Regions from separate parts of the Homo sapiens genome. Here region 1 is linked to region 2. A link is a loop called in an ENCODE intact Hi-C map of the cell type or tissue named here. Cell type or tissue: MCF 10A. All regions are shown on one strand. Links, peaks and the distances in the headings refer to the core of each region. The heading gives the core; the rest is flanking DNA.

Region 1 (2,922 bases), core at 136-2,635, 93 kb after region 2:
GATATGCAACTGTTAGTTCCAAATCAACTATCGGATAATGAAATTTTGAGACTCTTTTGCTCAAAACAGCTCAACAGGGTTTCTGCAAAGAACCCCAGACAGGAAGAAGTTTCTTTATGCTCTGGGGTAATCAGATTTTAGAGGTCAAATGAGGAGTAATTATTAGATGTTCTTCTTAAAGTGAACAATGTACCTGGGCTCATGGAGATGAGCAAAATGTGGAGACTCTGATAATCTGACTTGGTTTCTAGAGAAAGAGTGGCTTCGATGATAAACTCAAGAACATTTTTACGTTTGAAAATTGAAGATAAACAATTTGGGGATTTTATTTTAAACTTAGGATATGGGATAATTGTCCTGCTTAATAGTCAGTGAGCCTGTGACAAAGTCACTGACTGTGGCAGGGCTCCCTCTCGTCACGGAGATCCTCGTTTTGACATTGGATTTTCTGGCAATGATGCCTTAGCCACATAGCTCCAAGTCTGAAAATAATCGTTGCTGGTATAATTCTGAAATCCAAATGGACATCACACATTAACAGCTCTCCATTCCTGGGCTCTGACTGCATACTTAAGCACTCGGCCCAAGTAACATCATCTTTCTGCCTGTCATATAACTGTAAATTACACTGTGCTTATGTGGTCTATTATTTTATAGAATTCAGCTGACGCGCAATTCTTAAGACTACCAGCCTTAAGCGCTTTGAAAACTTGTAGGAAAATTTCCAAGAGCTGTCTGAGCAAAAGTAGGAAAAGGTCAAGGGTAGGACAGAAACCAGAGTTTCTTATGGGGTACCACTTGATTATGAGTAAAGGGAAACTCATTCATGACTTTTTTTGCCAATAGAAATCATAATCTTTTTTTTTAGACACACTGCTGACTTGGAAAATAAAAAGAATTTGATACAATGCTTTTATTTTCTTCTTGAATATACAAAGACTTTTAGAACTTTTATATGTTTTATCTCTAGTCTGCTATTTCATGAGTGCAGGTCAAGCAGTGATGATCTAAGTCTTATTTGGACTTAGCTTTGCGTCGTGTCATTGAGGAGCATCGCATGTTTGCTTGAAAAGTCTTATGGAATTATGTTTGTTGTTAATGCTGATTCATAATTGGCAGATGGGGTCAGTTTCAGGCCTCTCTTTGCTCAGAGAAAATTTTCCACTGCTACTGGAAACAAATAAATAAATCATAGAACATTCTTCTCTCCTCCCCCATTCCCCTATTGTTTTAAACTAATGGCATACTTGGCTACTGTAAGGACTAAAGTGTCCCCATAACACTGCAATTTCATCTTGGTTTCAGGCACCCTGAAACACTTTTTATGAGGGCCTTTGGTATAAGGAATCTCTAGGGGAAAACGTACAGAAATGGTTGCATTCCAAGAACAGCCTCATGGTACCAGGGATGGGATTTGGTCTGTGAGCCACATTGCTTCTCCTTTTATGTGAAGATCTTGCCTTTGCACTTCCTTCTGCAGGCCTGGGCTGCCAGGTGCTATATCAGCCAGGAAAACAAAGCAAACTGTAGGGTCTGTCCATCCGTAGGTTTGCCTCAGTCCCCAATTCGCAGATAGCCTTGTCATGAATTAGAATTTCTTGGCAACAGCACCACCCAGGGAAATTTGTAGACACAAAGGAGCCTTGCTAGCCACACTGAAAGGATAAAATAACTGTTTTTTTTTGGTATGTGATTTGTGTGTTCTTCAGTTACTGTAAATCTGTTTCTTTATTTGAAACAGCAACTTGGTAGATGAAATAAAAATATAACTGCCCGTTACCCAGAATTTATCTTTATGAAGATGCAATCACTAAATAGATGTAACTCTACAAATGAAAGCACATGTGACTGCAATCAATCACACACTTAGCCTTTAATAGATTCATTTCCATGTTCCTTTAACAGACACATCTTTGTGTAGATTTAGGGGCTTCAAACATTATCATTCAGTCTACCTGTTTGCAGTTTGGTATTTTAAAGTGGGCAAACATTATAATGCAGTTATTTTTTACTACATCTGTCCTTAGTAGGGGGAAAAGGAGGTCACTATTCTTTGTTCTCCATGAACTTCCCACCCCCACTCCTTACCCTGAGGAGAATGGGATGTTGGGGTCCCATCCATTTAAAAGGCAGAGCAGAAGATGCAAGATGACAGCCTTGCCCTGAAATGATTTATGTATGGGTGTGTCAGAGACCTTAAGCATCCAAATGTGGGCTGCTTCTTTCTGCCAGCCCATTCTAAACATAAATGCCAGTGGGGGCTAATTTGCCTCTCTACTTAAATGGAGATAGTTCAGAGAGGGTCCTAATGGGGCCTTTAATAGCCATTCTTTTATGAATCTTCACATTGTACTCTCTTCAGAGAATTCTTGCGTTTTAACTTTTGGAGTACAAGAAGACATTGCAATCTTCTTTAATTGCTCTCTGTGCCTGTTGAGGAAAGAAGAATACAATTTCCTCTGGCCAGTCCCATCTGGCTCAAGTTGATAGGATAGCTGGTCTGATTCCAGACGGGGTCGGTGGATACCCCTTATCTTTTCATTTTATAGTATTGTGCAATGGGCTTTTAATTATCTTTGCTGGACCCCACGACTGGCAAATGCAGAAAATCGCTCTGTGATTCCAGTTCACTCGATATATCAGTTAGCCTATGTGTTAGAACTGCGATTTGCTGAAAGTTTAGGACAGCTCCCCAACTTAACTTGAATGGTGCCAGAGGGTGAGGGGCAGAGATTTCCTCTGTCCAGTAGTCCCTTTGTTCTCCCAAATCAACTGACTGCTTGCTTAGCATAAACGATTGGGGGTAGGGGGGCGGAATGTTTTAACCCCAAAATGCCGAATCTTACCAAGTACAGTGATTAGAAAACTCAACTACTAATGGTGTTAAAGTTGGTGAAACAAATTATAGTGTCTAATTATTCA
Region 2 (2,922 bases), core at 196-2,695:
CACCTTGTTATCCAAGGTTCTCACTGAATGGAAGCCGTCCAGAGGCATGTGGCTCTATCCCGAGAGATACAAGAAGAAAGGAGTAAGGGAAGAGTGGCCGAATGAGGGAAAGACAAAAGCAGACTGGCAGATGACAGGGACTAGAGTCAGACAAAGAACTGGGACGTGTGCTTTGGCAAAAAAGCAGGCAGGGCAGTCATTTCCTTGCTTCATCACTGCTAGCTCAATTTACCCATTTTATATACATACAAAATAAACTGTGTCCAAGACTGACCCTGTAGCAAGAACTTGAAATGAGTCATTTCTTCCAATCATTAGTATAAGTCCTACGTTTTTACTAATGCATAAATGAAACAAAGCAGGTGGTGTCTGTTGCAGTCCTGGGAGATACAAATGAGTAAAGGATGAAGACTTACAGATTGACGACGGAAAACAGGATGACAATGTTGAACTTGAGTGTGGGGTTTCCCCAACACCAAGAGGGGATCCATGTACCCCAGGCCATGGGGAAGGGTTTGATTCCTACAGCTCAGATACCATGTTCTGCCCACTTCTCCCTTAGCTACGCAAAGAAGGAAATTGAGGTCATTTTCATAATTTAGGCAAAACTTCCCTTTCCACTTGAATTACTGAGATATTTCGGGCAAACGCAGATTTCAAAAAGAAATTAAATAGCAAAATTTGAGTTTGGGAGCTCATTAACAAGCAGTGAGACTTCCTGTATTGCATCAATTATAAACAATTTGGAGGAAAGAGAGGTTGCTTTTTTCTCTTTTAAAGAAATTATCTGGAAAATTACCCAGGTCTTTGCTTCCTCTTTTTAGATGAGATCTGGACAGGCTGAGTTAAAGACAGTAACCTCATTAGGATGGGTTTAGATGATAAAACCAGAAGAAACCAAGAAGCCCAAACTGCCCTCTGGATTTCCTCCAACTAGCCTTGCCTCTGACGAGTCAGTTCATCTCTCTGCACTAGTATCTTACCACCCCCGCCCCACACACGGAAATGGAGCCAACTTGCTTTGCCACTTTTCTACTTCATAGGAATGCTCTAAAAATTAATATTCACTGTGAAACTAGGAAAGCCACAGAGGAATGATCCTATCTCAATATGAAGCATTATCAGTTTTGTTGTGCCTGCCACTCTCAGTTGGCATTGATACATTGTTCAGAATCTTTCTAAAAACCTCCGTTCTTTTTCCGACCCCAGTGACCGCTAATTGTGGAAAACAATGTACTGGACTATTCAAGAAAGAAATATTTTGCCTGTTCATCGACTCAGCCAATAAGGTTTAAAGTGACTCTGATCATTTTAAGTGGCTCAACGAATGTACCGTATAAGCTATGTACTATTGAAGGAGCTTTAGCCGCTGCAAATCTTATCCTTCCTCCCTCCAGGTTTTCTTCAGTGTCGAAATTGGTATGGAGACGTGGATGGAGATTTGAGTCTTAGGAATTTGGGAAGGTGAGTCATGCTGAGAAGCTATGTGACTTTACTCACTAAATATTTCTAGAATGTCTCCTCACCCTTCCATCCCTAGTCCTCCATCTAAGTCAGGCTCTTATTGTCTCTTGCCTGGATGTTTGAAGCAGTCTTGGGACGGGTCCTCTGGACTCCAATCTTATCTGTTAAGCAACTCTCCTCACTGCTGTTGAGTCTATCCAGAAAGCAGGCTTTATCACGTTGGTGCCATCATTGCCCAGAAAATATAGTCCAAGCTCTCCAGATGGAGGGACTTACATGTTCTCTTAACATCTTAGCTCCCTGTGTCTCTAGCTTCAGCTCCCTCCAGTCCCTGCCTTACAGATTTGTGTTCAACACAAGCAAACTGCATATGCTTCCCCTACTTAGACTGTGCTACTTTTTGCCTTTGGGTCTTTGCTTGTGCTGTTTGCTCCGCCAACAATCTCAAAGCAAGCAGACAGAGCAAACAATGGAGCATCAATAGCTCCTCATTCATCCTCGGGGTCATGTGACACGTACGTTGTCTCCTTTCTCCCCTCCTATGTATTTCTCCAGGGTTGTGGTCTCCTCTCCTGAATTCTCACCCCTGTGATACCCTGGGCAAGTCTATCATTAAGCTGATATGTAAGGTTCTATGGATCTTTATACATGCTTGTCCACCCACTAAACAGTGAACTCTCTGGAGAGAGAGAACTCTCCTCTGGATCTTGAGCAATACCTGGTTCAGGAAGGGGTCCAATATATCGTGAAATACATGCTTCTTAAACAGCTTCCATGTGTAAGGCAACTATGTGCTTGGTGTTTGGGGAATGTTTGTAATACTAAGTTGTTCAAAGAGAAAAACTGTCTAATAAGTACGTCAATGTATACTTGAGTGAATCCTTTATTTTTCTTTGAATGAATGATCCAGATTTATGCAAATAATTAGTTGGGGGGGAACCCTATGTCAACAGCAGGCCATCTGGCAGTGTGATGTCATGGCAGGTTGCATCTCTTTGCTGCCACCATCCTGGAGCCTGGGGCTTTCTTGCAGCTATGGCCTTGAGTGTAGAGATGCACCCGCCCCCCTTCTCTGGAGTTCTCTGCCTTGTATTCTGTTGCCATGGGAACAACCCACTTTCATTCTGGACTTGCTGCATGGGAGAGGGGAACCCTTTACTACAATGGTATAAACGATGAGGATTATTTAAAAAATAAGTTGACAAGGTTAATCATCACCACATGATACTAGTACCACAGATTCTGATTTTGTGAGACTGTAGTTTGTTAGGTGTTTCTGGCAGTACTGAAAATAGATTAGCTAGAAGAATAGAAGATTTGATATACCCTTTGTTTAAATGTCTAACTATCTCTGTGCCTGTGGTGATTCTATTTTTAATGCAAAAAATATTTTTATTCTCTTGAAGTATATGCAAAACCTGTTTTCAGTCAATCCAGTGTATCAAAGAAGGGAATAAA

What was found. A loop is a pair of places that touch in the nucleus more often than their neighbours do. Peaks named below come from ENCODE experiments on the same cell type or tissue, not always from the same donor. Only the 100,000 strongest peaks of a DNase experiment are listed, where the experiment ranks them.
Region 1: a loop joins it to region 2, with 16 times the contacts of the local background. A loop is called at or near these places in 30 of 110 quality-filtered maps.

What each region holds. Positions count from the first base shown.
Region 1 is chr2:207,160,115-207,163,036 of GRCh38, reverse strand. The region is part of intron 1 of KLF7 (KLF transcription factor 7); the gene reads left to right. Among named protein-coding and RNA genes, the nearest start is that of KLF7, 4.4 kb to the left of the region's middle. In MCF 10A, for the core only: no CTCF peak of the experiment used is centred there; no DNase peak of the experiment used is centred there.
Region 2 is chr2:207,252,731-207,255,652 of GRCh38, reverse strand. MYOSLID-AS1 (MYOSLID antisense RNA 1) reads left to right here and starts at 1,337. Exons shown (of 4, transcript NR_110283.1): 1 at 1,337-1,464. In MCF 10A, for the core only: no CTCF peak of the experiment used is centred there; DNase peaks (open chromatin) are centred at 952 and 1,442.